2 separate regions of the Homo sapiens genome follow, and region 1 is linked to region 2. Evidence: chromatin loops called from intact Hi-C (ENCODE). Cell type or tissue: IMR-90. All regions are shown on one strand. Links, peaks and the distances in the headings refer to the core of each region. The heading gives the core; the rest is flanking DNA.

The links. Peaks named below come from ENCODE experiments on the same cell type or tissue, not always from the same donor. Only the 100,000 strongest peaks of a DNase experiment are listed, where the experiment ranks them.
Region 1: a loop joins it to region 2, with 3.0 times the contacts of the local background. A loop is called at or near these places in 7 of 110 quality-filtered maps.

What each region holds. Positions count from the first base shown.
Region 1 is chr9:134,312,392-134,324,371 of GRCh38, reverse strand. No RefSeq gene overlaps it. Among named protein-coding and RNA genes, the nearest start is that of RXRA, 8.1 kb to the left of the region's middle. RefSeq lists enhancers at 4,413-5,271, 5,272-6,130. In IMR-90, for the core only: a CTCF peak has its summit at 6,435 (motif pointing right); DNase peaks (open chromatin) are centred at 6,281 and 7,701; H3K27ac peaks cover 1,386 bases.
Region 2 is chr9:134,211,421-134,223,400 of GRCh38, reverse strand. LOC107987137 (a long non-coding RNA gene) reads left to right here and starts at 4,738. Exons shown (of 3, transcript XR_001746962.2): 1 at 4,738-5,560; 2 at 5,659-6,605; 3 at 7,640-11,980. It overlaps LOC101928384 (a long non-coding RNA gene), which reads right to left and starts at 4,328. Exons shown (of 2, transcript XR_244779.4): 1 at 4,055-4,328; 2 at 3,120-3,861. LOC107987039 (a long non-coding RNA gene) reads left to right here. Exons shown (of 3, transcript XR_001746583.1): 3 at 1-334. RefSeq lists an enhancer at 8,919-8,988. In IMR-90, for the core only: a CTCF peak has its summit at 5,435 (motif pointing right); a DNase peak (open chromatin) is centred at 7,330; H3K27ac peaks cover 3,497 bases.

The DNA of each region.
Region 1 (11,980 bases), core at 2,593-10,592, 100 kb before region 2:
GCCGTTCGCCTATGCTCAGTGCAGGGAGAGCAAGGCTCTATCCAGCCAAAGGGCTCAGGCAGCTTTTGGGATCACTGGTTCTTGAGTCAGGTTTTGGAGCAGGGAGGTTCCATCAGGCAGTGGCCGCCCAGGCAGCAGGGCCGGCTGAGCAGCGGCCTGCAGAGAGAAGGAGCAGCAGGCCGCGGACGGCAGGTCAGGACACGCCAGGCAATGGTGGGAAGGCTGGGCTGAAGTGTCTGAGGTCACCTCCCAATAGTGGGCGGTGTGGCATGCTGGACTCTCCACCCCACCCCCATCTCACTCCTTGTCCCTGAAAACTCAAGACTCAGGAGCTGTTGGTGCCTGGAGTCGGGGAGGCACATGCAGACAGATTTCCATGTGGGTTCCTCCTGGGAAGGCTGAAGGTTCCAGAAGGGCCCTCTGTTCCTAAGAAACACCGGAAGGCGTCATCCCCTGCTCTAGAGACCACGTGGAGAGCGCACGGAGTCCGGAGTCCTGCAGATCTGGGCTCACATCCAGCCTCTGTGCCCACAGACGGTGAATGGCTCTCAGCCCCGCCCTTCTCTTCCATGGGGCAGGGGCCTGGGTGCTCGGCCGCCGAAAACACACCAGGTCCTTGATGGAAAATGACGATGCCGCTTGTTATTTCTGTGGCCACTACTTTTTATCCTCCCCCTCAGTTTGGAGCTTTTTGGTGCAAATGATTCTACACGAAACCTCCCGGGATAGTGGCTGCCCCATATGAAATGGCCAGGTCTGAGCCAGCCATGGAAAAAAACACCCCAGCCTTCCCACCATGTGCTGCTACAGCCAAAACTATTTTTATAGTAGTATCCATTTATTCACAACCTGCGATCTAAGAAGGTTTTGTTTTTTTGTTTTTTTGTTTGGGTCTTTTTTTTTTTAATTTCCCTGAGGGACGCTTTTTAAGGTACTTTGGCCTATTTCATATGCCTGTCTCGGCTCAGTCTTGTAAACAGTCCCGGGAATTGCTTGTTGAATAATATTTTTAAAGGCTGGTCTCTGTGCTGGCTGAGCATGAGGAAGCTGGCGTCTGGGTGGACTGCTCCCAGAAGTTCCCAGGACACCAACGGGGCTCTAAGCTGCTTCCAGAGGTTCCCTGTGGTCCTGAGCTGGTCACTAGCAGGACCTCACAGGGGTTTGGGGAGCTCAGCCTCCAACAAGGGAGGCCAAGGGCTTGGGTACTGCTGGGCAAGGTGGCCCGATCTGTCCCCAAGCACCTCAGCCTAAGGGGACTCTCTCTCACATCCGTTGTGGCTCCTTTGGGGACAACACCTTTTGTCTGTGGTGACCGATGATGACTCGAGCTGGGAAGTAGAGCCGAAAGCTCAGAGAGGCAAGGGGCCACCCGGCAGGTCCACATGGAACTGGGACTAGGCCCAGGGGTCCCAGCCCGAACCCCCTTTCTCAGTCATAGCTTGTCTCTCCATCAGTCTAGAGGGAAACACTCAAGCCACTTGTCCACACCTGGGCTCCAGTCTGTTCTGCTGAGTGGAGAGGAAGAGAAAGGATAGGAGGGAGGGGAGAGGAGAGGACAGGAGGGGAGGAGGAGGAAGAGAAGAGGACCCCTCTGCTCCTGGGTCTGGCCCTCTGGCAAAATGTTTGCAGGCCTGCAGGGCAGTCACCACTGACAGCGTCTGCCCTGGTAGCAGTCAGCTGGCTGGCCCTGCACACCCCAAACCCAAAGCAGTGCAGGGGAAGAGAAAGGTGAGGTCCTCCGAAGGCCAGCCGCTGCCTCCGTCATCAGCTGGGGTCTTACTTCCAGAACTCTGGGGAGCTGAATGGTGGCGTGAGCCAAAGAGTTCAGGTGAGTGAGGCTTAAGGGGACAGGAGCTGGTTTGTAATGAAGAGCCAGGATTTCAGTGCAGCTCCAGGCAAGAGACAGTGGGTTCCCTCCAGGGGCCACCAAAGAGCCCCACCGAATCCCAGCGCCAGCCGCAAGGGGTCACAGATGCTCAAAGAAGGGCAGGAACAGTTCTGAGAGTCCGGAGAGGAGGAACCTGAGCTTTCCAAGCTGCCTCCGAGGTGCCAGTCTGCTGCACACTGCCAGGTACCATCCCCTCTAACCCCACCCCGGCTGACCAAGACTCTGGTTTCCCCGTTTCCCAGATGGAAACACTGAGGCGAAGAGCAGCAGTGACTGACTCCAAACCGTGTGGTGACTCTGGCACCACAGTCCCCAGACCCAGGGCTGAGGTCAGTGGTCAGAACCCCCAGGAAAGACCCCAGACAACCACCGACCTCCGCCCCCAGCCTCCAATGAGCCACACCACCTCCCCGCTTCTCATGGCACAGGTCGGCCAGCCAAAGCAGCCGGTGCCAGGTGAGACCAAAGTCCAGAGAGAAGGGACATAGGTAACAGACTTGGAAAACAAGGTGCTGGGGAAGGTACCAGGAGGAAGAGGCCATAGCCTGGCTCTGCCACCAACTCTTACATGGCCCTTGGACAAGGGTACTCTCTGGACATCAGTCTCTTCTATAAAATAGAGAAAAGAACCAGCTAATCACAGAAACAAGAATATGACTACGGGGAAATAGAATGACAGCCTGTCTCACAGGAGCTAAGGAGACAGGCTGAGGCTGACGCTCCCAGCCTGGGGCCCAGCCCAGCCTCCCTGGCTCTGAAGGTGGCACGCCCCTCCCTGACACCTCTCCACCGTGCACCCCCAGACGCCCATCAGGCAAGGAGATTATGTGTTTTATCGGGGGCATTTATTATCGACACTTTCTACATACATCTCCCCCTACACATATGTGTACATACGAGGGGGATGGATGTGCAGGGGAAGGCCCCGAGCCCAGTCCCCCGATGTAGTCAAGCGGCCCCCATAAAGATAACGGGAAATGATTCATAATATTTATTTGACAGACATGATATGAACCGTAATAGTCTGTTGGGATTAAAAATATCCGTACGTCTCTGTCATCCACCAGTGTGGTTTAAATATGATCTATGTGGCCTCTGCGGCGGCGAGGAGATGGCAGCGGTTATTGACGGGCCGTAAAGAAGAGTCGTTTTGCATTGAAGGATGGGGAACTGAGCCCAGGAGTTTGCCTAACGCCCCTCGGTGCTTGCATCAAAATAAACTGTACTTTAAAATGCGGCTCCCTCCACCCCCACACTGCCAGCAAGTGGGGGTGCAGACGCAGCCCGGCACACATTGTTCCGCTCATTGGCTTGTGGAGGGCCTGGCGTGGCTCCAGGCTGCAGCTCAGGGTCCGATGAGGCTGTCATCCTCCCCGAGGAGGCCTCAGGACAGCCACGTGTGGCTAGGTCCCCAAAGGCCCTGGCCCCACCCCCTCTCCGTCAGCCTGTTCCCAACCTCGCCTGGCCTAAGCAGGCAGCACCCCCTGCCCCCAACCCTGACACTCTCAGCTTAAAAACTCTTTCATGCTGCCCACTGCCCTTGGGATAAAGTCCAAACTCCTGAGCAAAACTCACCAGGCCCTCCCTCCCTCCCTTCCCTTCATCATCTCCCTCCTGCCCGCTCCGAGCTCTTCCCACAAGAGCCCCCCAGGCTAGCACAGGAGAGACTGCTGTTGCAGGCCATCCACACCTGGCCACTCCGCATTCCTTGCTGCCTAAGCTCCAATGTGGCCCTCAGCAGCTCACCCATCTCCACCCCAGTCCCCAACACACACACACACGCACACGCACACATGCACGCATGCACACACTGCCTGGGCTGGCTTCTCTGCACCCTGCAGCAACCTGCATGTGCCTCTAGCCCTGGGCTGGCCGTGTCTTCCCACGGTCGGAGCTTGCTGAGGGCAGGAACTGGGAGCTCCAGTCTCCGCCTTCCCCACTGGGCACAGCTGTGGGATCAGAATGCTCACAGACGCTATTTTCAAGGGGCCCAGCTAGGCCACCGGGTCAGCGGCTTCTCTCCAAGCCCTAGTGGGCAACCAGGATACTTGTTTACATCTCAGTCCTTCTATACTTAGAAAAAATTATCTTCCCTCCCAGGGCCTCGGTTTACCTATCAGTAAATGAATCCGCGGCCCCGGGGACGAAGGCCCCTTGAAGGCTCAGGGGCATCTACCCACGAGGGAGCCTGGTAGGGTTTGCTGTGGGAAGCACCAAAGACAACCCAGAAAAATATCTGCTGGACGGAGGGTGGGGGGGCAGCACTTTTAAAACATTTTTTCTTTCCCCCGAAGATTAGAATGGGGGGACGCTTTTCACCCCACCCATATCACTGCCCCACCAGATCCTGCCCTGCCAGCCCCCAGCTCCGAGCCCCCAGCAGACAGCCACCACACTCCCTGAGGGGGAGCCCAGGCCGGAGGCTGATGAATCGCCAGCTCCTGGTGACAACTGGCCTTTGTTTCTCCCACTAACGAGGGTCCCCAAGGAAGGAGCCGCTTGAGCTGAGACGCAGGGAGGGGAGGGGCTGCCCTGGAAATGAGATCACCCAGGAGGAGGCCGGGCCAGCCGCCTGCAGCCCTCCAGCTCCAGGGGTCTGCAGCCTGGCCCCGGCACCACTCCTCGGGGCAGAGGCACAACCGTCGTAGGCAGGTCGTTGGCTGGACCGAAAGAGCATCTCTGAGGAGCCAAAAGACGCATCCATGCCTGCTTTTTAAGCTGCAGGCCTGGCCCCATCCTCCCGGGCCCCTGCCCGCCCTGTTCCCAGCCTCCTGTTTCATTTGCAGGGCTGGCCACTGGAGCACCTATGTGTGGGGCTCTCACCAGGCCCTCCGCCTCCTACCCAAGACTCCAGGGCCTTGCTGTCACCCTGCTGGGGCCTCCCATGGGCAGCAGACCCCTGGGTCTCAGGCTCCCCTGCCTCCCCTGCGAAGCCTGCCGGACCCCTGCATGCAGTAGGCGCTATCAGAGTGGGCTGGCTGACCTCACCCTGTCCTCACCTCCTTCCCGTCATCACTGTCTCCTCCTGCCCGGGAGTGACAGAGACCTAGGAAAGGCAAAGGGAGATAGGACCAGGAGGCCTTGGGTCCCACGCCCTGGACAACTGCCCAGGACCAGTGGGCTTTAAAAGGGTTTAATTACCAGGCCCTTTCCCAAAATCCCCTGAACATGGAAAGGGGGTGTGAGATAGGGGTGCCATGCCCTGCTGGAAGCCACTTGGGGGCCCCGGAGCCTGTCCACTAGGCCCCCGCCCTGAGGCACCCACTAGATTCCACAGAGTCACAGACCACCCAACCCTGGAAGTAACCCCAGGGCCCCAGCCCCATGTCTCTGCCCTGCGATGCTGAAGCTCAGGGCTGTAGGAACAGCTGAGGGCTGTACACGCTCAGGAAAGGAAGCCAGCATCCCCCAGGTTCCACCTGCCCTGCCAGCAGCCAAGGGAGGGACTGGACTCCGTCTGATTTCCACACCCCAGGGGTCAGCTGACTTCATTTGCTTCTGTGGCACAGTTGCTGTTTGAAGTTCTGCTGTTGTGATTGGGGATATTTAGTGTTTGAGAAAATAATGTGGTGTGTTCCAGGTTAATCATACCTATGTATCCATGGTAGACCCTGGCCAGGTGGTGGGAGAGGGCATCCTGGACTTTGAGGGGCCCAGGGGTCAGCGCTGTCTGATCCCGAGTCCCCCCCGGGCGAGACCCCAGGCCTCAGTTTCTCCCTCTGCAGCACCCTCGTGTAACTTGAATGAGATGTCTATACAGCCACCAGCCCAGGCCAGCCCTTCGCGGGCACTCAATAAACAGCCTAGTGAATGGGATCATCAGACTGGCCAGGGCGAGGCTCTCCAAGGCATATTCCATCAGGGAACATCTCAGCCCCATGGCCCGTGGTCATGCTCAGCAGGGAGTCCAGCAGTTGTGCGAAAGGCAAGCTTGCCCGTGGCCAGGCCCCAGCCTTAACTAATTTAAGCATGGCCAAAAACTTCCAGACTGTCCTGGTACTGATAGACTTGTCCCTGATCTTCTGGGTGGGTCCAGGGCCGTTTTAGAGAAGTCCATCCCTGGATGGGATGATGGGTTGCTATCCTGAGCCCATGGGCATGGAGCTGCCTGGAGGGTTCCTCCCCATGAGCTGCACCGGCTGGGTTGGCCCCCTGGATCTTAGCTCTTAAGAAGTTCTACACTCAGAAAGGCAGGAGGGGAACAGAAGTGCCACCAACAGGGACCCAGGGCTGTTCTGAGCTGGCTGGCGGGGGTATGGATTCCTGCTGTGAGCTGGCTGCGGGGGGGTGTGGATTCCTTCTGTGAGCTGGCTGGGGTGGGGGGGTATGGATTCCTGCTGTGAGCTGGCTGGGGGGGGTATGGATTCCTGCTGTGAGCTGGCTGGGTGGGGGGTATGGATTCCTGCTGTGAGCTGGCTGGGTGGGGGGTATAGATTCCTGCTGTGAGCTGGCTGGGTTGGGGGGGTATGGATTCCTGCTGTGAGCTGGCTGGGGTGGGGGGTTATGGATTCCTGCTGTGAGCTGGCTGGGGTGGGGGAGTATGGATTCCTGCTGTGAGCTGGCTGGAGGGGGCGGTATGGATTCCTGCTGTGAGCTGGCTGGGGTGGGGGGGTATGGATTCCTGCTGTGAGCTGGCTGGGTGGGGTATGGATTCCTGCTGTCACAGAGTGGCCACATGGACACTGGCAGAGAGGGGAGCTCTCGCTTCACCACGCCCATACCTTGTCACAACTCGGCAGAGAGGAAGAGCCAAGAGACCCCGGGGGAAGCGGGCTGTCCCTCACAAGGTGGTTAGCCCCTGCAACTGGCAGTGCCAAGGAGCTGGCCACCAGGCTGGCCTCAAAAGCCCCCAACACACAGCAGCCCAGCCACGGGTCCTCTCCGCTCTCTGGGTTCAGAGAGACATTAGCCAAGCGGGCACGCGAGAGACATTAGCCAAGCAGGCACGCGAGAGACATTAGCCAAGCAGGCACGCTCTTACTCTGACATCCTGGGTGGGGTCACTTCGTGGGTTTTGGAGCCAGCGAGGTGCCTGGATCCGTGCAGCCTGTCTGCGGGCTGACCATGGTGCAGGCTGTCTACTCCCCCAAAATGGGTGCTCAACATAATACATTGCTTAGTGAAAACAAAAGGCGGTTAACATTGCACACAAAAGGATGCCAGTTATAAATGTATACACAGAAATCTGAAGGAAAACACCTCCCACCCCCCGACTGGTGAACATTAATGGAGTGATGGGGGCTTCACACTCTTCTTTGTATTTTGCCTCCTTCTCTACAAGGAGTCTTTATTACTTTTATAATCAGAAAAAAAGTAGGGTTAGCAAGAAAGTCCCATCTGAAATCCATCTGGAACCTAACTCCTGGAGCCTGCAGCCAACCCCAGCTGGCCCTATCGCCCTATCTCAGAAGCACCCCTGCAGAAACCCCCTGCCACGTCACCCCATGTGACACCCTGGAAGCCAGCAACCGTGTCTCTGGAGCCCTCTCTTCTCCTCCCTAAGCAAGCCCTGTGCCCATGCCCTCCTCATCACCGGGGGTTCCCAGCCACCCCTCCCCCAGGCAGGCTGCACTCCATCAGTGTCATTCTGGAAACACCCCGTGTCAGCTTTGCACCGATAAGAACATGCTCACCCTTCATCCCGCTGCAAGGATCCTTGTCTGATCTGCCCACTCTGTCACTGGGCTGGATGAGATTAATAATACACCTAATTTCAGAGGCACAGAAGGTTGCATCTAAATGGCCAAAATATTTGGACCACAGCATGACAAGTGAGCTCCTTTTGGTGGTTTTAAAAGCTGACGCAGAAGCCACTTGGCTCTTGTTCAGGCCCGTCTCTTGCCAACACAACCGACTGGCTGGGCTCCTCCAGACCCCAGCACCCCGCCAACGCCACGCAGGCTTTGCAGCACCTCCTGTGGGCAAGGGGTGGAGGGCAGAGGGGGGGAACACAGGCCAGGTGCTTCCCCTGCCCGGGAAGCAACAGGTGACGCACCGGTGTCCAACACAGATTCTAGGTGCTACCCTATGGCTGCCACAGTGACCAGACACTCACAGAGCAGGGAGGGGACAGGACACAAGGGCCTGAACCACAAGGCCAAGGAGAGAAGGAGATGAGGGACCAGAGCCGGCTTCTGTCCAGGTGTCGGGGTGGCAGGTCCACGGGGAGAAGGGCGGGCATGGGGCTGCATGGGTGGGGGGAGGGCACCGGCAGGGTATGGGGTCACAGGTGCTTTGGGTGCTCAGTGGGGAGCCTCTCCGAGGTTGGGGTGGCCCAGGTTTGGAAGGACCTTGATCCCTAGGCTGAGAGGCTGCTGAAAGGGGGTTCTGAGCCCAGAGGGACATGCACTAGGGTGGCGCGTCCCAGTGTGGCCCCTGAGGCGCTTCATTCTCCAGCAGAGATGGTACAATTATTGGCTCTGTTTTGCTGAGAGGGAGATGACTTGCTTCGCGCTGCTGTGTCACTGGGGCCCAGGAAGCCGCCAGGCCTGGCTCCAAGAGGGCAAAGCTGCCCTGACCTCCTCAGGGGAGGAGCTGGGGAGCTGCTACACACACCCACCCCCGCACCCTCCAGGCCAGTTCAGCTGCTGGGGCCATGGTGCCCTGCATCCCCAAGAAGAACCAAGGGCCTCACTCTGCCCCGACTGCCTTCCAGAGGACCAAGAGCAATGCAGAGCCCTCGCCCTGGGCAAGACTCGGATGCCCAAGACCACCCTAACCGCCTTGGAGGTCTTCTCTTCCCCCGACCCCGCTCTTCCCCCCAATTTTGCACATGGGGACTCTGAGTCCCCAGAAGAAGGGAGGAGCTTGCCCATGCTACCCCGTGTGCTGGGCCTCGCAGCCCTTCCAAGCCTCAGAAGCTTCCAGCAGTCTCTGGAGCCCAGGGAGGCTGCCGCCCAGCCCTCGAATCTGCTTTGGAGCAAGGATTAGTGTCTGTGGGGGGTCCGCACCGCCTGCCTCCAGCCTGCTGTCCTCAGGAAGCCCTGGAGCTGCTTTGTCAGGGAGCCACTCGATGGGAGCCTTGGGGGGCAAAGGACTAACAGGATTTCTCGGCCCTGCCACGCCTGCGATTACCCCCTTTGGTGTCTGAAGAGGAATTAGCACAAGTCCCCTCCCATGGCCGGGACGACCAGCCTGAGCTACTCTGAATGGCTTTTCCTTTTACAGTCAGCCTTGCTCCTAGCTCAGCTGGATTTCGGTCCAGCAGGCAAAGGTGCTGGACAGACAGCCTGGCCAGACAGCCAGCTCTCGGGGCCAGGCAGCCCTCCCCACACTGCTGGGGGCCGTGCTGAAGTGCAGAACCAGTGAGGCCTGCTAAGCACTTCGGGTTAAATCCGCGTCCATGAGGCCCAAAGTGAGCACCGTGGCAGCACCCTTCTTCCTTCCACTCCAGATCCAGTAGCAGGGCCTTCTGTGAAGGCTGCTGTCGGCGTCAGGAGGCAGGTCGGATGTCCCGTGTACCTGCCAAATGTCCTTGCTATGTTGGGTGAACGAAGCCCTCAGTGGATGCTGCCGACTTGGAACGAGCCTGAATATCCCTTTCAGGTGGACACTCTCATCGATGTGCTGGGTCTGCTGGGTGCTGGCAGGCGGTGCCCACAGCGCTGGGACTGCCCCCCAGCGTGTTCTCAGGCCTTTGTCTGGAGCTGCCAGTGTGTCCTGGGGAGAGATCCACACTGTGGCTACCTCCAAGGGGACTGAGACTGGCCCCCACCGGCCTCAGTTAACTTTTGGCTTCTCCCCTCTGAAATGGAACTCAGAGGGCAAGGCCTCCATGCCTCAGTTACCAGCACTCTCCAGGGTATGCCAAGACAGGTTGGAGCCCCATGGAGGCCTCAGTTCCCAGCACTCTCCAGGGTATGCCAAGACGGGTTGGAGTCCCATGTGATGAGAGAATTGTGGTTTGGCCAGTGGGAGTGGGCAGATCTGGGCTTCACTACCTCCTGGCTGTGTCCTGGGACAAGTCACGGCCCTGAGCCTCAGCCTCCTCACCTGTAAAATGGGCACCACTAGTGGCACCTCCTGGGGAGTTGTAGGGCCAAAAAGCAGGGCGCAGCGCACATCTGCGGCAAATCATGTACTTTTGCTTTAAGAAAATTAGAATTTGACTGTGGGAAGAGGGGAGGAAGACTCCCAGGCATGCCCCAGATTTCATCTGTGTGGCAGAGAAAGGAGGTCGACTGTTCTCCTTCAAGGCGTGTGTCCCAGACCTCTGAGCCGGCCTCCCCGGCCTGTGCCTTTGCCAGGGCCTCTTTAGGAGAAGGCACTCCTTCTGACAGCAGAGGGCCCAGCCCTGCGCCCAGCCAGCAGCTCCAGCGAGAACAAGCAGACACCAGTACCACTTCCACGTTAGCCTCGAGCCAGCTGTCTAGATGCTTACCAAGAGCTGTCCCGGTCACAGTGGCAGGTTCCCGGCCACTGGGAAGCCACAGCTCTTGGCAGCAGTGAGACCTGTCCTGCGCTTTCCACGCTTCCATAGATGAATCGTGTGCCCATGAGCCTGGGCAAGGCTCTCAGCACCTTCAAACCCCCTTTCCTCATCTGTATAATGGGGCAATAAAGTCTCTGCAAGGACCAGAGTGAGGAGGAGACCAAAGCACTGTGGGTTGTGCTACCACTGTGATTACCAAGTGCCAGCCTAGAGGAGGAGGGGACAAAGATTCCCAAGTGAGGAGAAGGACAGGACTCATGTCAGCCATGAGGACCAAGACTGCTAGTTCATGCAGGAAGAAACGGAGGTCCAGAGAGAGGAATGGACTCTGGCACCATGTGGGTTGGACCAGCGGCCTGGAGCAATGACACAATGGGTATGACAAGACAGGGCTAGCTAGTCATGCCACAGCAGCAGAGAATGAATGGACAGAGAGGGTCAGGCTGCAAGCAGGCTTGGGGCAGGCAGTGTAGATTCCCCACAGGCACTAATCCCTGCTCCAAAGAGGAGTCAGGAGCTGTTGGAAGCTTCTGAGGCTGGGAAGGGCTGCTGAGAGGAGGCTGGTGAGGTCTGAGATGTTGGGGCAGAAGGAGCCCAAGGGAAATGGGGCTTGTACAGGAATCCATGGTATTACCCAGCGCTCCCATAGCAGGCCAGCACTGCAAGAATTCACCCAATCACGGGCCTATTTCTGCCCTAGTGCCTGGAAATGGTATCATATCTGTGGCCTCTGGATCCAGCCTGCCCTCTCCAAAAATAGGGAATAAAATTGCGATTGAAAAATGGCCCTGCATGTCAACATGTGTGGGATGCAGCTAAAGCAGTGTTTAGAGGGAACTTTATAGCATTAAATGCTTATATTAGAAAAGAAGAAAGATCTAAAATCAGTGACCTGAGGTTTCACCTTAAGATGACTTAAAAAAAAAAAAAGAGGCTGGGTAAAGTGGCTCATTCCCACAATCCTAACACTTTGGGAGGCAGAGGAGGGAAAATAACTTGAGCCCAGGATTTCGAGACCAGCCTGGGTAACATAGTGAGACCCTGTCTCTAAAAAACCTTTTAAAAATTAACCAGGCATGGTAGTATGCACCTCAACTCCCAGCTACTTGGGAGGCTGAGGTGGGAGGATCATTTGAGCTCAGGAGTTAAAGGTTGCAGTAAGCTATCATCATGCCACTGCACTCCAGCCTGGGTGACAGAGTGAAACCTTGTCTCAAAAAAACAAACAAACAAAAACAAAAGGAGTAAACTAAGTCAGAAGTAAGTAGAAGGAAGGAAATAATAAAGATAAGAGCAAAAAATCAATAAGTAGACCTTTGAGAAAGTTGAGAAAGGCAAAAACTGTTTCTTTGGAAATAACAAAATTGATTAACCCTTAGTTAGAATGGTCAAGGAAAAAAAGAAAGAGTACGAAAATCATCATTTTCAGGAATGAGAAAGTGATTGTTATCACAGACCCTATAAACATCAATAAGATATATGGGAATACTAAAAACAACTTGTGCCAAAAATATGTCAACGTAGAGGAAACTGTATTATTTCTTGAAAAAGACAACTTACCAAAATCAACACAAAAGGGAACAGAAGATATGATCAGCCCTACAGCGATTAAAGAAATTGAATTTGTTATCAGAAATCTTTCCAGAAGAAAACTCCAGGCC
Region 2 (11,980 bases), core at 2,342-10,341:
TTCACAGCAGCGCCATTCACCGCCACCAAGAGATGGAAACATCCAGAGGCCCTTCCCCGGATGAAGGATAAACAGAATGTGGCTCATCCTCCTCCCTGCTGTGGAATGCGATTCAGCCATGAGAAGGAGCAAGGCACTGACACAGGCCACAATGTCGATGAACCCTGGAAACACCATGCTCAGTGAAAGAAGCCGGACATGAAAGGCCAGTCTGGTGTGATTCCATTTACACGGAATAACCAGAACTAGTAAATCCCTGGAAATAGAAAGCAGGCCAGGTGATGTGTGGCTCGCGGCTGTAATCCCAGCACTTTGGGAGGCCAAGGCAAGCAGATCACTTGAGCTCAGGAGTTTGAGACTAGCCTGGGCAACATGGCAAAATCCATCTCCACAAATACAAAAGAATTAGCCACGCGTGGTGGCGTGTGTCTGTGGTCCCAGCTACTCAAGAGGCTGAGATGGGAGGATCGCTGGAGCCCAGGAGGTTGAGGCTGCAGTGAGCCAAGATTGCACCACTGTATTCCAGCCTGGGTGACAGAGTGAGACCCTGTCAGGAAAGGAAATGAAAGGAAAGGAGAGGAGAGAAGAGGAGAGGAGAGAAGAGGGGAGGGGAAGGGGCAGATTGGTGGCTTCGGGGGATGAGGGGTGGACAGTGAGGAGTTGACTGCTCATGGGTATAGGTCTCCTTTTTGGGGATGGTGACAATGTTTTGGAACTAGATAGAAGTAGTTGTACAACATTCTGAATGAACTAAATGCCACTGAATTGTATACTTTAAAATAGTTAATTTTATGCTGTGTTAATTTCACTTCAATAAAAACAAATGCTTTAATGAAGGAAATTCAGACACACAAGCATGATACACGGAATGCCCACTGGGCCAGCCCCAGACACCGTGCCTCCTTTAACCCTCCAGGCTGTGCCAGGAGCCATCGGCTCTCTCTCCAGCTGACAGTGGCAGCACAGAGGCTGGCAGGCCAGTGCCCAGTGGTTATGGCCGGCGGGAGGATGGGGGGTCAGGTTGGAGCATCTGTGAAGTGCAGTGGCGAAGCCTGCCTCCTGGGGCTGCAGGAAGAGCTAAATTAAGCTGGAGATCATCGATGGGGGGATGTGTTATAAACGGCTAAGGGCGGCTCGAACAAGCTCTCAGGTATGCTGGCCGTGGATGCCAGACAGTGACTGCCATGGGATCCAACCTGCAGGGGCTGGGGCAGAGCTGCCACCTGCCCAGGCTTGCAGGGGGCCTACTCCTCTCCCCATTGTCCTCCAGCTATGCTGTCCCCTCCTGACTTCTCCAGATCCCTCCCAAACTTCCCACTCCAAATTTCCCCCGGTGAGTCAGAGCTGCACAGTACATAGCAACTTGTCCAGAGAGAAGGTCTGCCATGGCCCAGGGCCACAGAGGAGGGTCCCAGACACACATGACCACCAGTGAGGTGGATCTCAGGATCCCTCTCAGCCATTAGCATCCCTGCTGACCAGCTGCACCCCGTCCCGGCCTCCTGGGCTTTTGCCCACCTCGGTAACAGGATAAAAAGATGTTAGCCGAGGCAGCGGATCACGCCCGTAATCCCAACACTTTGGGAGGCCAAGGCGGGTAGATCACCTAAGGTCAGAAGTTCAAAACAAGCCTGGCCAACGTGGTGAAATCCCATCTCTACTAAAACTACAAAAATTAGCTGGGCGTGGTGGTGGGTGCCTGTAATCCCAGCTACTCGAGAGGCTGAGGCAGGGGAATCGCTGGAACCCGGGAGGCAGAGGTGGCAGTGAGCCGAGATCATGCCATTGCACTCCAGCCTGGGCAACAGAGCGAGACTGTCAAAAAAAAAAAAAAAAAAAAAAGATGCTGAGACCTTTGCCTCCTGCCACATGGCAGCACCCATGCATGGTGAGGCAACACTGTCAACAGACCTCAGGTGCCAGAGCACAGGTGGAGCGAAGCCAGGAGAGAAGCACAGAGGGACCGGTATTGCAGTTCAGTGGCTGCCGGGGCTGTGGGGGTTCCGAGGCTCCAGGAGCTGCGCTGTGACGGACTCACCACGTTTGTTTCGGACCAGGTTGGAGGAAGCCTCCAGTATTGGGAACCTTGCTTGACTGGCAGGAAATAGGCCTGCCACAGAACCTGCAAACCTTCCAAATGCACACATACCCTTTGGGGTGTACTTACCCCCCGGAAAAGCAGAGAAATATCACAGAAAATCTATGCATTTCTTTCCCACCCATGATGATGCCTCATGAACAGAACAAGAGAGATTTCCAGAGCACTGGCCTTTTCTCAGGGTGGGCTCACCATTTTCTCCAAGGGGCCAGTTAGTGGGGTGGAGTTCTGTGGGGTTGTTTGTTTTTTTTTTTTCTATTTTTTAAGAACTGTTTAGGTTTACAGCAAAACTGGGAGGAAGGTACAGAATTCCCATATACCGCAAGGGGCAGGTCTCATGGGTCCCTGGCACCCAAGTCTCTGGTGAGGGTCTAGCCACTGAAGGGCAGGGCTAGACGGTGGCCAGTGGCAAACTGACCAATAGCTGGCACCCTCATCCTATTCTCATCTGTAGCTACAACAAGGGACAAATTTCCCCAAATCATGAGCCCACATGGAAACTTCACAAGCTGTCGAGACAGCAGCAGGTGTCTGCGGCCCTGCCTTCCCCCGGAGCCCTCTGCTGCCCACCCTGCGTATCAGACCCCATCGCCATTGACACATCCCCTTGGGGCCTCTTCCCAAAGCCCTCGGTGGCGTTGAAGTTATCCTGGGCCTTTGCCTGGCCTATGTTTATTTTCTCACTCTCCCACCACAATGCGGCTGCCATGGGACCGGGTTCTTACTCACCCAGCCCCCCACGCATAGCGCCCTGGAACCCATGTGATCACTGTTTGTTGAATGACGACTGAATATTGAAATGGAAAACACTGTGTTCCAGACACCTGAGTTAGAAGCCTAGCCCTGCCCCTCGGTTGTTCTGTAACCTGGTGCGTGTTACTTAATCTCTCGGAACGAGGAAAACACCACCAGGGTACACAGACTGGCACTGTGTCCCCAACGCTCCTGCTCACCCACGAACCTGAGAGATAAAATGACTTTGTAGGGGGTCTCCATACCCACGACACTCCCAAAGAGAGAGGGCGCAGACAAGGCCTGTTTATTTCACTCGTGTGCGCCCTCAGGAGAGGCCCAGGGATGTTGGCACAGGTGCATTGTGGGCCCCGAAATAATCAAATTGCAGAAGGAGAGAGAGGGGGAGAGAGCGGGAAGGGTAATTGAATATCGGAGCGGAAGCTATTCTCAAGTCACCCATTTCATGGTTCTTTCTCCTGTTTATGTTTTCTAAGAGATCTCCAAAATAAAATAGTTCTATTATTTTATGACTCATAGATATACGTTATAGTGATAACATATTACAGCTACGGCAACGATGCTTATGGAATGGCCGCTCCGTGCCGCGCCGTAGAACTCTGCAAGGTGAATCTCTCTCTCTCTCTCGCCTCACAGCTCGGGAAGCCTCGGCTCTGAGAGGCCAGACTCCAGCCACGCCATCCAGACCACGGGGCCACGGGGCCACGGGGCCAGCTGAGCCCGCAGTCACTCTCCTCCTCTGCTCCTCCGCCTCTAAAAGGTCCTTTTCAGACGCTCAGGCACTCGCAGGCGCCCCTCTTTCATCATGGTTAGGCGCCACATGCTTTTCATCTCCAAGTCTGGCTACTGCAGATGCAGAATGAAAAACGAGCCAATAACACAGCAAACCCGGGCAACTCGGCACGAAAGGCAATAACCGTGGTGAGGGGCCAGGCGGCGATTCCAGCCAGACAGATGAGCGGGCGTCACGGGCTCCAGGTGACGTAGAAAGGGCACAGAAAGGTCTCACCCTGAAGGGAGAGAACGTGGGGCAGGGGCTGGAGCGAGTGTGGAGACCCGGGTTCCAGCTCCCTCTCTCCTCGTCCTGCCAGGGACTGGGCCGAGAGACTTGGGCCCTCTGCCCCTCGGCTTCCAGGTCTGTCAAATGGGGCAATAGGAGAGTGCTGACAGCCCAGGGCTCCCCTGAGAGCTTTAAGAACACACCTGGAAAGTTCTAGCGCAAGGTGAAGACCGTAAGAATGTTAGTGGCCGCCCCATCTGTGAACTAGGCACGGTCCTGTAGATCTCAAATGGCCACCTTTCAAGTGAGGACAACACGGGTGGTGACGGTGCCGGGAAAAAAGAACGCACGCCTCGGCCGTGAGGCCTCTCCGAGAAAGGGACAGGCAGCAGTGGCACCGCCCACACAGAAGCATGGTCACCCAAACTCAGGCAGGCAGGTCAGGTGGGTCCCAAGGGCTCTCAATCCTTGCTGAATGGTAGAGTCACCTGGGGAGAGACTCTAAAACATTCCTGCCCAGACACCACCCCCAGAGACTGGGATTTTACTGGCCTGAGTGTGGCCCGGGCAGAGGATGCTTAGAACCAATCCCAGTGGGCCGGGCGCCGTGGCTCACGCCTGTAATCCCAGCACTTTGGGAGGCCGAGGCGGGCGGATCACGAGGTCAGGAGATCGAGACGATCCCAGCTAACACGGTGAAACCCCGTCTCTACTAAAAATACAACAAATTAGCCAGGTGTGGTGGTGGGCGCCTGCAGTCCCAGCTACTCGGGAGGCTGAGGCAGGAGAATGGCGTGAACCCAGGAGCCGAGCTTGCAGTGAGTGGAGATTGCACCACTGCACTCCAGCCTGGGCGACAGAGTGAGACTCTGTCTCAAAAAAAAAAAAAGAACCAGCCTCATGTGTCCGGCTGGGCTGAGAACTGCCAGCCCAGACCGCCTGACACCTGTGCCCCACAGGGCACCCTCCAGTGGCTCCCACCTCTGTGCCTGCCTGAAGGGGCCTCAAGGCTGCAAAGCACCCCAAGTGGGTCAGCCACACCCAGCCTAGCACAGCCACCTTGTGAGGGCTCTGCCCAAGCCCCACAGCCCTGCAGCCATCTGTGGGGAGCTACTGATCACCCAGATGTGATCTTGCAGATGCACAGAAGACCGGGTTTCCACCACCCTGAGCCAAGGAGGCCTCTACCATGGAGAGAGGCCATCAGAGACCAGTGTCCGGCAGCGCCCTGCCTGGCCCCAGAGCCTGGGGCAAAAGGGAACGTCAGGACCACCGACCCTTTTCCTCCAAAACTTCAATATTTCCTTCCTCATAGATATCTTGCATTCATTTTGCATTAACTTTATTTAAAACATTGCATTAAAACATCATTTCTGCCTCTCTCCTCACACTGGTCCCACCCTGGCCTCTCTGTGGGATGTCCCTGCCACCCTGACCCCTCTCCAGCCCTCCAGACACTGATGGCTGCAAGCTTTACATGGGTGGCCCACCAGGCCCTGCAGCAAGTAACCCTCCTGCAAGCTCCTCCTGTCCCCAGAGTGTCTGTTGTCACCAGGACACATCAAAATGGCTGAACACTAGGTGGCTCCCCTCCCAAGGGGCATTTTGGAACTTCAGGAAGGGCTGTTTTGAGTTGTCACAATGACCTTCAGTAAATACACAGGCCAGCCCTGCAGGTAACTCTGTCCCTGGTCTTGCCAGACGTTCAGGTAAGCAAAGAGGCTGCTTATAATTACCTGAGCTAGAACCTTAGAAAATATATCCTGGGGATCTTTGCTGCACAGTTAATCCTCGCTGGCTTTTCCAGGAAAGCATCTCCTGTGTCCATTGAAGGGAGGACACGTTGCTGCGTTTGGAACTTGACCACCTGGGAAAGTCACATCACAGGTACATGCTCAGCTGCTGGAGTCTGGAACGCCAGGCCTGGCCCGTCCGCATCAGCCATGGGGGCTGGCACGGGGATAAGATGACACAGGCATGCCTCGGGGGGGCTTCTGGGCTCCCCTTGGAGACAGAGCCAGGCCTTTACATATTGAAAAACATATGATTTTATCATACAATTTCCCTTTAATTCCTCCTCCATATAACAGGGCGTTATATTGACTCTTGCAAAATTGTGTGTGAGGTGAGTTATCTCTCAGCTATGATTTTCTTTTCAGATGGTACAGGGAGTGCCCCTGGCCTGAGGAGGGTGAGGATGAGGGGTCGTCAGTGGCCCAGGATGCCCCTCACCTGGGAGCATTACAAAATGCTGGTGCCCAGGCTGCACCCCAGGATACTGATATATGTGGTCCAGGAGCAGCCTGGGTTGGGCTGGGGGCATTCTCCAGAGCAGCTGAGGTTAGGAGTCCCCGGGCCGGATGCATTCAGTCCCATCAAGGAGGTTATCTGGGCGCTCTCAGCCTCCGTTTTCTCATCAGCGAAATGGGAATGATGAGACGGCCCAAAGCCATCCACAGACATTGGGAATGGCTGCCTTCATTCCTTCATTCTCCCTCCAGTTCTCCTGACCTGAAGGGTATAGGAGCTGAAAGCCTGCGCCTCCTTGGGACAGCCTACCCGGGGCTCCCCATTCCTCCGTTGTCAGGGAAAGTAACTCAGTTACAGGTGGCCAATCTAATGTGGCCGATAGGATAATTGGCCAATAGGATAATAGGGCCCCAGCGTACGTAGTAGTTGTGTGTTACCAGGGCCATGGCAAAGGCCCGAGATTCTCAGGGAGGAGAGGACACATAGAGGCTGCTTTACCTGCAGGTAATTCCCGCAGAGGGCTGTGGGAGGCCCTGGGGGAGAGGCTGGGAGCCAGTCTGCAGGAAAGGAGGGAGCCGGCCCTTCTCCGGAGCAGTCCTGGAATCTCTGTTGCTGCCGTGCAGGAGGAAATGGGAGTCCCAATGCTTACTTAGCCAACGACCTTTGAAGGCATCTGGCTAGAACGAGAGAGAAGCCGAGGGGCTGAGCGGCTCTGAGGTGCCACTCCTCGCCCTCTGTTCGCCCTCCCCCACATGGCTTAACCTTTTTGGTGTTGGCTTGTTTGTGAGTTTGGTGACACTTCCCCAGCTGTTATGTCAATGGAAGCAGGGCTCCTCCTGACAAGAGTCCTGCCTTTCAGCCCAAGGACACCTCCCAGTCCCCCCTCGAGGCCCGCCCCGCTGGCCACTCTCCCCCAGGCCAGGCAAGTGCTGGGGAGGGCCCCACTGTTGTCCACGGGCAGCCAGGCCTGTGAGAGAAGACCCCCATCCTGAGAGCCCTTCCTGGGCTCCAGGCCCAGCGAGGGATGAAGGGACAAACGGCGTGAGGTCCTCTCCCGGCTGTCACGGTGAGCGTGGAGCCGCCTCTGCTTTCTCAGCAGAGCCCAGCTGGGCCCGTTGCAGGCTGCTGTCTGTGTCGCGTGCAAAGAAAGAGCCCTTTCCAGTGTTTTATTTACATACAGCACATTACATACAGGAAAACGCCGCTTCTTCATCCACAGCTCTGGGAGGTTTGACCAATGCATGCGGTCACGTAACTGTGACCATAATCAAGATATAGCACACTCCATCCCCACAAGGAGCCCCACGGCCCTGGCAACAGCAGCCTGAGCTCTGTGCCGACAGCAGAACCCGACTAGCACAGCCTCGGGAGGCAGCATCAGCGGGGCAGCTCCGGCGATGCACGCCTTTTTGTCACCGAGTAGTATTCCATTGCAGGGGTGGGCCTCAGCCTGTTTATTCAGCCCCAGCTGAGGGACATCTGGGTTGTTTCCTGTTTTTGCTTAGTCAGGTTCTAAAAACTGGTTTCTCATCCCACAGCCACCAGCTCGGGAACAAAGATCTTTACAAATGAGCGGCTGTGCGCTGACATCCGGGCGATCATGGAGATCCCCGGGGGTGAGGCTCAGGGACCCCCAGGCACCAGCACATTCTCAACCCCAGGCCATCTGGCTCCAAGCTCCTGCCCAAAGTTGGCAGGCTGGGGGCTGCTATGAGGCCCAGCTGCAGCCAACTCCCTAGAACCCTGGGCCGTTTATAAGGGAGTGACAGAGGCCTGCGGTCTTGAGGACGCCCGAGGAGGGCTGCTGCCCCTCTGAGCCCCTGAGCCGTTGAGCCCCCTCGCCTCCCCACATGGGTGGCATGTGAGGGCTGCTCCTGCCTTCCCCCAGCCCCTCCAGGGGAAAAAGAATGGAATGACAGGGTGCCAGCTAGTGATGAGCTGAGCCCAACCCCAGCACAGGGCCTGAGTGGGACTCAGGGAGACGATTACGGGCAGCATGCAGCTGTTTCTCAGCCCTGTCGGCCATGGCCCGAGACTCCCTTTGTTCCCGAGGGAGGGGATGGCTGGGCTCAGGGGTGGCCTTGTGGGTGGGGGCTCCTGGCCGACTGCCTGCCCTTGCATCTCCGCTGCCCGCCAGCGAGGAGATCACTCAGGCCCTGATACGATCGCTTCGGGACAGGCGGAAATTGGAATGTCCCGGGTGCTTGATCGAGGCAGCTTTTGAGCTGCGGCCACAGGGACATTAGAAGCCAATGTAATGGCCTCATTCAGCTCCCCTTGCAGCCCCGTGACCTTGGACAGGCTGAAAGCCTGTGTGCTGTTTTGATGAAAAATCAGGAGTTAGGGAAGTGAGGGAGGCTGGCACGAGGGCAGGGTGGCTGGGCAGGAGCTCTGGTGTGCTGCTGTCCGTCTGTCTGTCCTCACTGGCTTCAGGCCACCTGCCCCCTACGACGGGCCATCCGTCCATGCTGGCTCCCTGACAACAGAGCCTGAGGACCCCAAAGGGACAAAGAAATCCCCACCCCAGGTGACCCTGGGTACAACCTGTGATAAGGAGGCTGGGGCCTCAGCTGGGGAGGGGAGGGGCTCTCACAGGACAAAGGGACCCCCCCCACCTGAGCTCCCACTGGGGCCTCAGTCTCCCCATCTCCAGTAGCTCAGCCACCTCCGCCTCCCCTAGTGGCATCTGAGGGCGTCAATGGAGCACTGCTGTGTGTCCCCTGTCCACAAGGCCCCTGCTGTTGGGCTATCACGCAGCCCCTCTTCCAATGGAAACCGAGGTGACTCACCCCAGGCCACACTGCACAGGATGGGACAGCCCCTGGCGGGCCTCCCCTCTGCTACTCAAGCCCCAGGCTCTTGTGTAAAGACAGCCAGGCCAGGACCCTTCTCCCACGTGTCCCAAGTCCAAAGTCAAGAAACCTTGTCCACCCCAAAACCCTGCTCAGCTCCTGGGGCTGGCACTTCTCGGCCAGCACCTGCCCAGGCAGAGCCCATGAGGCCAGCCCTCCCCTCACTGTCTGCAGCTGCCTCCAAACCCGTTTGACAAATCGGCTCTGATGAATAGTGCCTGGGCCGTGTCGGAGCATCTGGGGGCTCACAGCCCTCCTTCCCTCCAGGGCCCTGGCTGAAAAGCCAGCAGGGTCTACAGCCACGTGAAAGGCCCACAGAGGGGCCACCCCCTCACAGACACACACAAAGGCATTGCGACCTCAGGCTGACCCCAGCCTTGAACCAAGAGCTGACGGATATGGGGCGGGGCTGGGGGCTGCCCATCACTCTCCCAAGTTGGGAGAGGGGTCTTCCTGTACTGCCCCACCCCTCCCCAGAGGTGCAGGAGGCATTGCCCAGCAGACCTAGGAGATGAGGGTGGGGAGAATTCAGATAGGATGGCCCTGTCACTGCTTCCCCTCCCCCAGGCCTAGGATTCTGTCCCGGGGCTGAGTCTTCTCCCAGCCTGAGCCCCTTCTGTTGGGCTCCTCCCGCCCACATAGTCCAGAACCAGTGGATGGAGCCAGCTGGAAACCAGGTGGGCTCCCTGAGGGAAACTGCCTGGGAACCTTTGCTCTCTCTTGGCTCTGCTCTGTTCTCCACTGGCCCCTCCTGGACCTCCCCTGGGATTCTGGAAGGAAGGGCCCCTCCCCAGATGGATCAGACCCTCTTGTCCCAGTCTTGGGAACCTCCAGGCCAAGCTTCCACTCCCTGAGCCGAGTGTCCCCTTATCAGCATCCTGGGCAGGCAGGAGCAGGCAGCCCCACTCTGAGGTCAGAACAGGCAGCCCCACTCTGAGGTCAGGATGAGGGAAAACAAAATGCACACTGGTAATAGCCAGTGGGCACAATGCTCTTCCCAGAGGACAAGCTTTTCAATATTGTAATTCTCACAGCAACCCCACTCAGCAGGGGCTGAGTGACAGCCCAGCAGCAGGGGCCAAGTGACAGCCCAGCAGCAGGGGCCATGTGGACAGAGGACACACAGCAGCACTCCACTGACGCCCTCAGATGCCACTAGGGGAGGCAGAGGCAGCCGAGCTACTGTCTGACCTGAAGTCAGACAGGTCCCACCTTCCACTTTCTGGTTTTCCTACTACTTCCTGTTCCTTTTTAGAAAGTGACGAAAGGTCCCTTTTCCATGATGGGAATATTGAGGCATGAAGGGTTAAATTGGCACCCCACCTGGCCCTGTCTACCACTACTCACATCCCATGTCCCTCCTTATCCCCTCAGGGGCCCCTCACTCAGTACCACAGACACCCTCACTTCTACAAGAAGGCTTGGATGGTTCAATCCCTGTCCCCAGAGACGATGAGCCCTAGAACCCTTATCTGTGTATCCTCCTCGTTCTTGTTCCCAGCATGTTGCACACAACCTGCATGCAGTAGGTAGTGAAAAATGCTGACCTACCAGGCCACTCCTGGAGTTGCAGAGGGACCACCCTGTAGTTGAGGCAGAGACCAGGTTCTCACATGCTCCACTGGCCCAAGAAGGGAGGAAATGGGGGCCAGGAGGTGAGGGAATTCCCTTTACCACATGCTCCCCAGGGCCTGGCTGAGCCGGCTGCTCTATCTACACCTCCCCTCATAACTCCTACTGGTGAGTCAGATGGTCTCCCTTGGTTAGGAGAATGAGGCCCAAACAGGTGAAATTACTTGAGTTTGATTACTTGGGAGCTAGAGGCAGCCCTGGAGTTTGAGCCCCAGGTTTTGACACCACCCCACACTGGCTCTCGTGATACCTGACACATAGTAGGTGCTCAACAAAGGTCATAGGACAGAAAGCCCCTGAAGACTATTACAGCTGCAAACACTGCCCCTCGCCCACCCCAGAGGGCACATCCTCCACCAATCTGCAAGGGCACCAGCTGCCCTTGCCCTATGTATTCATGGTTGTTCAAAGCCCTGTGGGGTTTTTAATCATCCCCCATGTGCACACAGGCGTGATTTATAAAGTGGGTCTTAAACGCCACCGCCTCCAATCAGCAGATGAATGCAAGGTCTTGGCAGCATCCACTGGGCTGTGCATTTGGTCCTGAATAAGTCACCCTTGACAATTCCTGCCATGGTGCCAACAGCAACAAATGAGACATGTCATCCCCTTTGCAGGGGCTGGGGGCAGTCACACCCTTGCCAGGCCAGAGGGCAGTGGGATTGTGGCTTCTAAGGGTCCTGGAAGGACAATGACATTGCTGCCCACAGTGGCCGTGCCATGTGGCCTCCTCCACAACCCCAGCCAGGTGGACTTGGGGTATGAAGCCAGTGAGGGCAGGAGTGCAAGGCTTGGGTGAAGCTCTTGGGGGTAGGAGCAGGGAAGAGCAAGCCTCAGGTGCAGGGGGGCAGGGAGGGTGGGAGAGACTTACACCCTCCCCGTTCTGACCTCAACCCTCCTTTCCACTCCAGGGTGCCTCCAATGGCAGCCCCATCTCCCAGCCCTGAGTCGCCATCACTCCTCTCTTGGGGCCTCCCCTGTGGGCTACCCTCTGCCTTCTTTCTCCACAGCAGCTAAAAGGCCAGGGAGGAGGCGTTAGATCTGGAGGCCAGACTCTGCTGATGAGCAGCTCATAAGTGATGGCATCTCTTGGCCTCAGTTTCCCCATCTGTAAAATGGGTGCCTATGCTACGAGGATGTGGTATGTTTTCAGTGAGGCACAATAAGTAAGGCAGTGGCATGGAGCTCAGGGAATGCCCCAGCACCCCACCTCTCGGCACAAGCCACCCGAGCTCTCCTCCTGAGGAGAAGGGTGAGCCCCTGGCTCCCGGCTCCACCGCCTGGACTTCTCTCCAGCCACCAACCCGAGTCTCAGCCCCCCACCCCCTGCAGCCTTGGAGGCCGCTGGGCAGCGGCTCTGGCTCACTTCTGCTAATCCATAGGGCCCCATGGGCC